Regions from separate parts of the Homo sapiens genome. Here region 1 is linked to region 2. The links are chromatin contacts, found by Hi-C or POLR2A ChIA-PET in ENCODE. All regions are on one chromosome and are shown on one strand. Each heading gives the region's core, a stretch centred on a gene start or an enhancer-like site at or near the end of the contact. The rest is flanking DNA. Distances are from core to core; before and after follow the strand shown. Region 1 overlaps MIR3945HG (MIR3945 host gene). Region 2 holds the start of CENPU (centromere protein U).

Evidence for each region. Hi-C counts contacts between places; a loop is a spot of excess contacts on that map. ChIA-PET counts read pairs that join two places held with the same protein, here RNA polymerase II (POLR2A). Pooled maps may share reads with other maps.
Region 1: POLR2A ChIA-PET joins it to region 2 with 16 read pairs in MCF 10A. The contact joins the enhancer-like site here to the promoter of CENPU in region 2. A Hi-C loop is called at or near these places in 2 of 168 maps with a recorded cell type or tissue (Caco-2 and PC-3), 4 of 37 single-sample maps with no recorded cell type and 10 of 50 pooled maps. POLR2A ChIA-PET finds 5 or more read pairs at or near these places in 13 of 52 experiments (HEK293T, K562, MCF 10A and 8 more).

The regions. Positions count from the first base shown.
Region 1 is chr4:184,842,484-184,847,222 of GRCh38, forward strand. MIR3945HG (MIR3945 host gene) reads right to left here. Exons shown (of 3, transcript NR_132989.1): 3 at 813-2,442. It overlaps LOC105377587 (a long non-coding RNA gene), which reads left to right. Exons shown (of 3, transcript XR_939564.4): 3 at 1,639-1,723. Among named protein-coding and RNA genes, the nearest start is that of MIR3945, 6.3 kb to the right of the region's middle. Within about 2 kb of position 3,053, at least 5 of the 41 ENCODE cell types and tissues checked have a DNase peak (open chromatin) inside an H3K27ac peak, as active enhancers do; they include PC-3, where a contact is called at or near this core.
Region 2 is chr4:184,730,423-184,735,345 of GRCh38, forward strand. It overlaps CENPU (centromere protein U), which reads right to left and starts at 3,674. Exons shown (of 13, transcript NM_024629.4): 1 at 3,594-3,674; 2 at 498-546. The coding sequence starts at 3,640. RefSeq lists enhancers at 3,114-3,980, 3,131-3,250 and a silencer at 3,621-3,680.

The DNA.
Region 1 (4,739 bases), core at 1,803-4,302, 110 kb after region 2:
TCAAGTGATTCTCGTGCCTCAGCCTCCCGAGTAGCTGGGATTTCAGGCACATGCCACCATGCCCAGCTCATTTTTTTGTATTTTAGTAGAGACAGGGTTTCACCATGTTGACCAGGCTGGTCTCGAACTCCTGATCTCAAGCGATCCACCTGCCTCGGCCTCCCAAAGTGCTGGGATTACAGGCATGAGCAATAGGACTGTTTCTTGAATGGATGGGATTGGGTGGTGGTGATCATGGGGGAAGAAGAGTAGGAAACTAGAGGACTCAAGAATGACTTCTAGGTATTTGCCCTGAAAAAAAACAGATGGATCATGGCGCCATCTATTAAGATGAAAAAGACTTAGGTAGGAGCCAGTTTGCGGGGAAAATAAAAAATTCTGCTTTGGAGATGTGAAGTTTGAGATGTCTATTACTCATCTAAGTGGAGTTTGCAAGTAGGCAGTCAGATATACATCTCAGGGGAGTTCAGGGCTGAAGATTCAAATTTGGGAGATGGATTTTTGTAAATCTCCCACCTCCTTCTCAGGCATTAGTTTAAGATAAGGAGAGGGTAGAACTGCTCCTTGACTTACCAGAAATGAGGAGCAGATGCTATTTGTTCACTTGTACTTTTGTCCATCCCTCAAATATTTATGGAGTACTTTCAGTGCTAGGTACTGTGCTGACTTTTATGGACTGGATGAGCAGATACAGGTACAGACACCGCTCTCATTGAGTTTGACATCCAGGGCTGTGCAGTAGAAAGTGAGCCTACTACGTAAGCTGAATTTTCTAATGGCCATGTTGAAAAGGTCAAAAGAAAGAGATGAAGTTAATTTTAATAATCTATTTTATTTAACCCAGTATATCAAAAATTAGTATCATTTCAACATGTAATCAATATAAAATTACTGAGATATTTTATGTTCTTTTTCTCATACTGTCTTCAAAATCTGTTGTGTCTCTTACACACAGCACATCTCAATTCAGACTTAGCCGCATTTCAAGTGCTCGATAGCCTGGATCTAGAAGATGCTGTAGAACTTGGCTCCCTGATGTCTAAACCCCTCCCTTCTCTCCTGCCCATTGGTGATCTCCAGACCTTCGGGGACTGTTGGGAGCTCCAGTGTGCTGTAAAATAGTGAGGTGTAAACCTTGGGCACACAGCCCCAGAGCAGAACCCCAGTCCACCTTGCCCAAAGTGCCAGCAATGGCAGCCTGATGATAGAGGTGCCATCATCACACAGATCAGTATCCAGCTGTTCCTAGCCACACCTGGATTAATTAGTGACCACTGGAAGATAATTGCTGTGTTTTAAAACTGAGAGCATTGCCACCATGTACCATGGTAAATATATTTGTTAACAAGATAAAAAAAATGTTTTTTAGTAAAAGCAACTTCAATCCTGGTGTCTCCCCCGACAACTCCCCTTGTCCTGTTTTCCTGGCACTGGGTGCTGACTACTAGGCAGCACTTCTTCTCTGAATCCCACCGCCTGGGCACAGGAGAGATCAGAATGTGTTTGGTGAATGAACGAGCTCAAGAATGGGAGGCTTACTCTGTGACTTGCGGGAGGAGAATGTGTGGGATTTTTGACATTGGTTCCTTCTTCAGATGACAGATACAGACAATGACGAATGCTCTCTCTTCTTATCAGGAGAGCTCAACGTGGGCGTTTCTTTCTGTAACAAGTATGCATCATGGCTGGCTGACTCCTCCCCATAACAAGCAGTTTAAAGGTGAACGGAAATGGATCTTGGCGATAGCAGCTTTTGGAAGCCTAGGCGCGGCACAGAAGGTCAGACAGGAATGGCTTGTCTTCCACTACAACATGGGGCTTCATCGGAAGCACCGCTGCTGAGGAACAACCACCTCCTCCTGACCATCGCAAGCTGCCCAGGAAGACATGCTCATAGCAGTGTCCGTTTCCCTGCCTAACTTTCCACCAGAAGATTCCTTCATGTCTACGGGCGGACCCAGGCCGATCTTGGAATGCATGTTTAAGTTTGTCTGACCTTTCTATCTTTTGCCTTCCTCTTCACTAGAGAACCTGAGCACTAGGTTCTCCTGTATTATTTATTTTATCTTATTCTTTTCTTTTTTTTTTTTTTTTTTTGAGGCAGGGCCTTGCTCTGTCACTGAGGCTGAAATGCAATGGTGTGGTCATAGCTCACTCCTCGGCTCAAGTGATCCTCCAGCCTCAGCCTCTAGAGTAGCTGGTATTACAAATGTGCAGCACCACAGCCAGCTAATTTCTTTTCTTTCTTTCTTTCTTTCTTTTTTTTTTTTGTAGAGATGGGAGTCTTGCTGTATTGCCTACGTTGGTCTCCAACTCCTGGGCTCAAGTGATCCTCTTGCCTCAGCCTCCCAAAGTGGTGGGATCACAGGTGTGAGCCACCACATCTGGGTAGATTCTTCTTTAGGTTCCTGAGCCTGGAGAGATGGCCTGCAGGGGCATCTGCTGCAAAGGAATGAGATAAGCTGTGATAATCTGGGTCCTCCAAGAAGCAGAAGCCATAGATTTTATCAGGGAGCTGGAAAAAAGTGGGATGACCATTAGACTGCAGTGCAAGTCTGACTCCAAATGAAGGAGAGGAAAGGTTGTATGGAGGCCTCCTTGGCTCTAGGGAAAGTTCAGCAAGGCAGAAGAGAAGTGCTGAGACAACATTCTAGGCAGAGGAGCCCCATGTCTCTCAGGAAGGGGGCTGCCTAGTGCCCCTGCCATGCCCCATCACGGGTGGGGAGCAGCCCATGGAAAGGGGGGGTCTCAGCACAGGCCAGGATGGATTCAGAGCATGGAGTGGCAGCTGGTGCCCTGGGCCAGATGCGCTCCCAGCTGGAGGCACTTTCTCACAACTGCTGTGTAGGCCTGGGTCCACGTTGTTTCATGAGGAAAAGCCATGCGGGTGCTGCCTGGCACATATGTAGAGCAAGTGCCATATGACACGGTGGAAGGTGCCCTGGAATTGGCATCAATGTCCCAGGTCAAGTCCCTGATCCGTCACTTATTATTAGTTCATGATCTTAGGTGAGTCACTAAACCTCTCAGAGCCTTGGTTTCTTGATCTTAAAACAATACCTGTCTTACAGTATGGTTGTAGAGTGAAACTAGCTCTTGTGAGAAAGAGTGCTTTGTATAATGTTGACACAAATGCACACGTGGTAACAAAAGCAACAAAGCACAACTATTAAAGACCAATGACAGGAGCTCTGGAATTTTGCTATAAGCAGTCTGTGGCAATGATAGAGATTTGTCTGTCTCTGTGGTTATACTTGCACGAAACTGCACACCATGCCAGTATACAAATTCCACAGTGTCTCAGTCATTTAGCAGATGTCAGTTGACTTGACTGTTCTGGGCAGGTATTTATACAAATAAAAAAATAAAAAGCATTTCAGAAAACCCTATTTTTTTTTTAAACAAAAGATGGCTTTTCCACAGCTGCTAAATAATTCAAAGTCAGCAGTAATTCATAGTGAGTCAGCGGTAGCTTCTTACTGCTTCCCACTGCTTTTTTTCCTTTTCTGCTTGTAAGATGAAGACACTGGCGATGAAAGGGCTGAGATGTTTTAGTTCCCGGAAGTCCCTTGGTCTTTTTTTTTTTTTTTCTTTTGAGATGGGGTCTCTCTCTGTCTCCCAGACTGGAGTGCAGTGGTGCAATCTCGGCTCACCACAACCTCCACCCCCGGTGTTCAAGCAATTCTCCTGCCTCAGCCTCCCAAGTAGCTGGGATTACGGGCACGTGTCACCACGCCCGGCTAATTTTGTATTTTTAGTAGAGACGGGGTTTCTCCATGTTGGTCAGGCTGGTCTCGAACTCCTGACCTCAAGTGATCCACCCGCCTCGGCCTCCCAAAGTGCTGGGATTACAGGCGTGAGCCACCGTGCCTGGCCGCTTGGGTTTTGTGCTAGCGAAATATTGAGATCTGTAGGCTGTGGAGCAACCTGTTAGCGATGATGGGTGAGTTCACAGGCAGAGGCAGTAGCTCCAAGGCCTCAACCAGAGACCCAGATCCCAGGGCAGTGTCACTCATTTTGTCAACGATTCTAGGGGATGGGGAGACAGGAGCTGGAAAAATAAACCAGAAAGACTTCATGGGTTTATTTCTAAATAGATGAAGGTTACAGAGCAAGGTAAATTTTATGCAGGAAAAACGGGTGGCAGTAGATGATCTAGTGTTAGAATCTCAGCATGGCCCTGGGGCTGGGAGCAAATGAAATTAGACGTGGGATTAGTGGGAACCAGGTAGCCAAGGGTGGAGGCCTAACCAGAATTGAGTGATTCACACCATTAACAATGACCAGCTGTGAAGAAGCAGATCACCCCACCTGAGGACAGCCCCGAAGGAAGAGGTGCTTTTACCACCACCCAAGGATGAAAGCAGTGATTTCTCCTTCAAATCCAGCCCCAAAGCTGTGGCTCTCCTCACCAGTTTTCCTTTCCTTCTGGCCATGCAACCTCTTCTGCTCCATGGCCAGTTCAGAGGACACATGACTCCAGCAGGAGGGGACAAACCAGTCACCATTCAGGAGCCTGAATAACCAGGGCTTCTGACACCGTGGGCCTCAGACTACCCACATCAGCACCACGTGGGCAGCTTGTTAAGGAGGCGACTGCATGAGCCCACCCAGATCTGCCTGTTCAGAATGTCTGGAAGGGGACTCCAGAACCTGTGTGCCCCTCCCGCATCTTCCTCAAGGCATTGTTTTGCACACAAACATGTAAGAATCACCGGGCGTGGTGGCTCGCACCTGTA
Region 2 (4,923 bases), core at 2,424-4,923:
CTGTCATACACTGTTAATGTGAGATTACAATGTCAATCACACAAGCCACTGGAAAAAAAAACTGGAATTAGCTATCAAGAACGTTAAAGAAATGCACATGCCTTTAACATACATTTATTCTAAGACTCTAAAGAAAAGTAAACCTGTAATGTGAACTAAGTGGAGTATCATGAAATCATAAAACAATTCTTGAAAAGTACAATGAGGAGAAATGGCTTTAAGTGAAAAAAGCTTACAGCACTGTACAATTTTTACATGAAGTCAATTATCTAAACGAAAATAAAACCAAACTCGGCTCAGAAATAAAGGAAATTCTAAAACATTAACAAAAGTCATTTTATCCACTATACCGGAAAAAGTGTGAGGAAAATGAACACACTTTTTCACTACAATAAACATTGAACTTGCCAAGTGAAGTCTACAAAACTGAGGTACCCAAAAAATGTTATTTTGTACTGTCAATTTTGAGAAAACCACAACACAAAAAGGTAACTTACATCTTTCATGGAATGTGTTCTTTCTAAAGTGTTCTTTGAACGTCTTGCGCTATTAAACAGCAAAAAAACACAAGAGTTAGGAAATAGTTAAAATAACTGAGGAAACACCATAGTTATGACCCTTTCCGCGCATTTTTACCAAAAAAAAAAACAAGAACCCATATTCCACAAATTTATTTTTTATAGGTCAAATCCTATCACCAATGTATAAAATAACATACCTCTCCCCCTCAGGGACATGGAAAAGTTGGAATCCTGCTGTTAACTTTTTCCCTGAGGCCTTAATCAATCAGCAGTGATTGACTTTCTCTGCACAGCTGAACAAAGGGGAGGTAGGCTAACGCTAAGCCCCGACACCTGCTCCATCCGGTGCCTGGCTCTCCTACGTCCTTTTCTCATTTAATTCTAACAGTCCTATAAGGTAGAAGTGAATCCCATGTTACAGATGTGTGCTTGCCCACAGCAACACGGAGCCAGGAGGGAGACAAGCCTGCATTAAAATTTACATCAGTTCAAATCCAGGGCCTGCCCTCGACCTCCCTTGACACTCTCTCAGTTGGACCACAGCTTCAAATGATAAAGTTGTATATATATCTTCAACAAGCTTCAAGAAAACAAATGTAACAATGGTGACAAGAATAAAAACGGGAAATAACAGTGGCAGGATTATATATCATTATTACTAATAATAGTGCCAGCAGTCAGTGAATATGTACAGACTATCCTCCACCAACCAGGCATCGTACAAGGGTACGGGGGGGATACTCCAGGAGAATACAGTACATAATTAGACTTTAAAATATGCCATGCAGATTGCAGCCATATTTTTCTCATTTGTAGACAGCAAAATCAGCTTAGTCTAAACCAATGTTTTAGTATCCTTTTATCTGATATAATTTCAAGCTCACAGAAAAGTTGCAAACATAGCACAAGGACCTTCTGTATGCCCTTTACTCATGTGCTCTGTGTGTGTGTGTGTGTGTGTGTGTGTCTGGAGATACTGTGCACTTCCACCCCTAAATACTACAATATGTCTTTCCTAAGAGGGCATTATACTGCATATTCATGGTACAATTTCTAAAATCAAGAAATTTAACACTGATACCATAATCTAATCTACAGTCCATACCCAAATCACATCAATTGTCCTATAATGTCTTTTAAGATTGCCAGGCCAGCATTTTTAAAAAAACAAACAATAAAAAAGGAAAATATAAAATGAAGCATTGCACTGGATATACTATGTTCACAAGCCTTTTGTTTTATGTGTGGATGTGTGCACACGTGTACTAAGTGTGATGTAAAACATCATTACTGTGAATCACAGTTAAAAAAAAAAAGTTAGAAAACTGTTCAGAGCGGTGGTTCCCAGACTTGAGTGTCATCAAAATTCTCAAGAGGGCTTGTTGAACAGGTTGCTTGGCACCACCCCAGGAGTGTCTGATTCAGTCCCTCTGGGGTGAGGTCTGGGATTCTGCATTTCTAACAAGTTCACGATTTATTTATTTAATTCATGAAACCTAAGGAAGCAGGTAAGACAAGTATTGGTTTTATGGCAATTTTATAGATGATGATTCCGGGATTCAGAAAATTTAAGTGACTTATCAAGGGTCACATAGCCAGGTAACAGAAACCCAGCTACACACTAGACCACATAAACTTCTTAACCTAAACTCTTTGAGCTGTCTTGTCCTTTCTTGGGGGGGAAAAAAAGTCAAGGTTCCTCCTTGCCTTACGCTGGAGTCAAGGTGGGGCTTCTGAGAGACAGAAACCTCTGTGACAACCCACAGGTAAAATTTCTGGGCCAGGCGCGGTGGCTCATGCCTGTAATCTCAGCGCTTTGGGAACCCCAGGAGGGCGGATCACGAGGTGAGGAAATCAAGACCATCCTGGCCAACATGGTGAAACCCCGTCTTTACTAAAAATACAAAAATTAGCTGGACGTGGGGGCGAGCGCCTGTAATCCCAGCTCCTCTGGAGTCTGAGGCAGGAAAATCGCTTGAACCTGGGAGGCGGAGATTGCGCCACTGCACTCCAGCCTGGGCCACAGAGTGAGACTCCGTCTCAAAAAAAAAAAAAAAAAAAAATTCTGTTGTATGTGCGTAAGTGTGTTTTGGGAGGAGGCATGAACAGATTTCATGAGTCTCAAACCCAAAAATGTTAAAAGATAAAAATAAAAAAAGACAACAAAAACCACTAGCCTTTCAGATAAACTCTTTTCAGCTGACATTGAAGGCTGACATTCTCTTCTAATCCTTTTTTGCACTGGGGGAGTCTTCATTCTCCTCCACTGGCCACAGAAGTCTGGTCTCGGTTTCCCCACCCACCTGCGGTGTCCTGCTCCAGCTTTTCCACCCTAACCCCGCATCTACCAGCACCTCCTCCTCCAGGCAGCCTTCCCAGGCCCGGGGGAACTCCTGTTCTCTTCAGATCGTCTTGGCGTATGGCTTTGTGCACCGTCTGCAGCAAGCCGAGACCCTTCCCGCCAGATCCAGGCCGGGCCTTGGATGGCCATTCGCCAACGAATCAGCGACCAGCATTCTAGAGCGCGTTTTGCAACCGACCAAACGCTCGCTTTCTTTGGTAAACAAAAACCGCTCGAGCCATCCTGGAGAACCGCAAGCGGCAGCTCGGTCCCCCAGCCGGATTTATGCTCCAGTTTACGGTCTGTGGTTTGCAGTAAGAAAACACCAGGGTCTTCAAAATAAGAAAACTGATTCCCAGTCAGAGAATAAAACTCCACTAACAAAGTCTGGCAAACCGCAGGCAATACGTATTTGCTGAATATTTTGCTTTCAAGCTAGCACTTTGAGACTCACTACTTTGGACGGCACTCCCCCTCCCCACAAAACGACACGACACTGGCTGACGTCTCTCCCACCCGCCAGGCAGTGTTAGGCCCCGACAGGCCCGTGCAGGTGGGATCACTGTTATCCCCACTAGACTGAGGAGGAAGCCGGGGACCCGGGCGATTGGCCACTCGGGCGACCTCCACAGTGGAGCACCAACAGCGCCGGGAGGCGCAAACCACGGCAGGCGAGGAAGCAGTTCAAGCTGGTCTCCGGCCCCGCGCTCCCGAGGGTCGGCAGTACTTACCCCTCAGACCTGTGAGGCCGCGGCCGCCGCCGCCCCCGCGGGGCCATGGTGCCGCTCTCCGCTCTCGAGCGACTGGAAGCTCCCGCCAAGCCCCTCGCCGCTCCGAACAGCCAATCCGGGCCGAGCACGCGCGCGTGCGCAGGACTTCCTGAGCGGCCCCCGGGCTCCTCCCTGGCCTGGAGCGTGAGGGAAAACTGGGTCTGGTTATTACAGCGCAACGGAGCTGGAGTCCATGCCGCACAACCAGTTACCTACGGTCCAAAACATGCCAAAGTTTTCCGGGCTTTCGCGCCCACCCGCATCGCCAGTTTTCCGGCGCCAGAAAGCCCGGGAGCCACGTGGGACGGCCCCTTGTGGGGTGGGGAAAGGGGAGGAGCTAGTGTCCCTGAGTCGTGGGCAGGTAAGAGGGTGGGTGGAGACCCGTGTTCGCAGCTGTTGTCGCTGAGGCCGCAGTCGTCTTTCCAGGCCTACAGGATTTGGCTTCCAGCCCCTGCTGCCTTTATCAGCTGTCTGAGCTTAGCATGTTACTTTACCGCTATCCCAATACCTTCATTTGTAAATGGACAGGGTTCCTTTTGTTCTTTTATTTTGTTTGTGTTTAAAAATGTGTAATGCAGAAGAATGTAATTGAACCCTTACCTTACACCGCGTATAAAAATTAACGCAAAATGAATCAAAGACCTAACTATAAAGGCTAAAATTAAAACTCTTAGAAGAAAACAGAGCAAAAACTTCATAACATTGGACTTGGTATGATTTCTTGGATATGATACCAAAAGCAGTTTGGGATGATGAAAACGTTCTGGAAATAGTGGTGGATGGATGCACAAGGTGAAGGTACTTAATGCCACAATACTGTAAAGTTAAAAACGGTTAAAATGCTAAATTTTGTTATGTATATTTTACTACGACAAAAATATTACGTTTCATGCATATGAAAGAATATAACGTGTAATGTAAAGATAAAAACAAACATCCGTGTAACCAGCACTACATGGGGATATGGATCATTTTTATATATAACTCTTGGGTACCCCTCTGAATGGTATCCTCCTCCTCCAAAGAATAACCACTCTTCTGATTTTATGTGTATCATTCCTGTGGTTTTCTACCTTGATATAGCCCCAAATAATGTATTGATTATTGTATGTTTCTAAACTTTATATGATATTTGGTAGGTATGCTGCAAGTGCCCTTTCTTACTAAAGCTATTGCTTTTATTTTTTATTTATTTTATTTTTCCATAAATTATTGGGGTGCAGGTGCTATTTGGTTACATGAGTAAGTTCTTTTTTTTTTTTTTTTTTTTTTTTTGAGTTGGAGTTTTGCT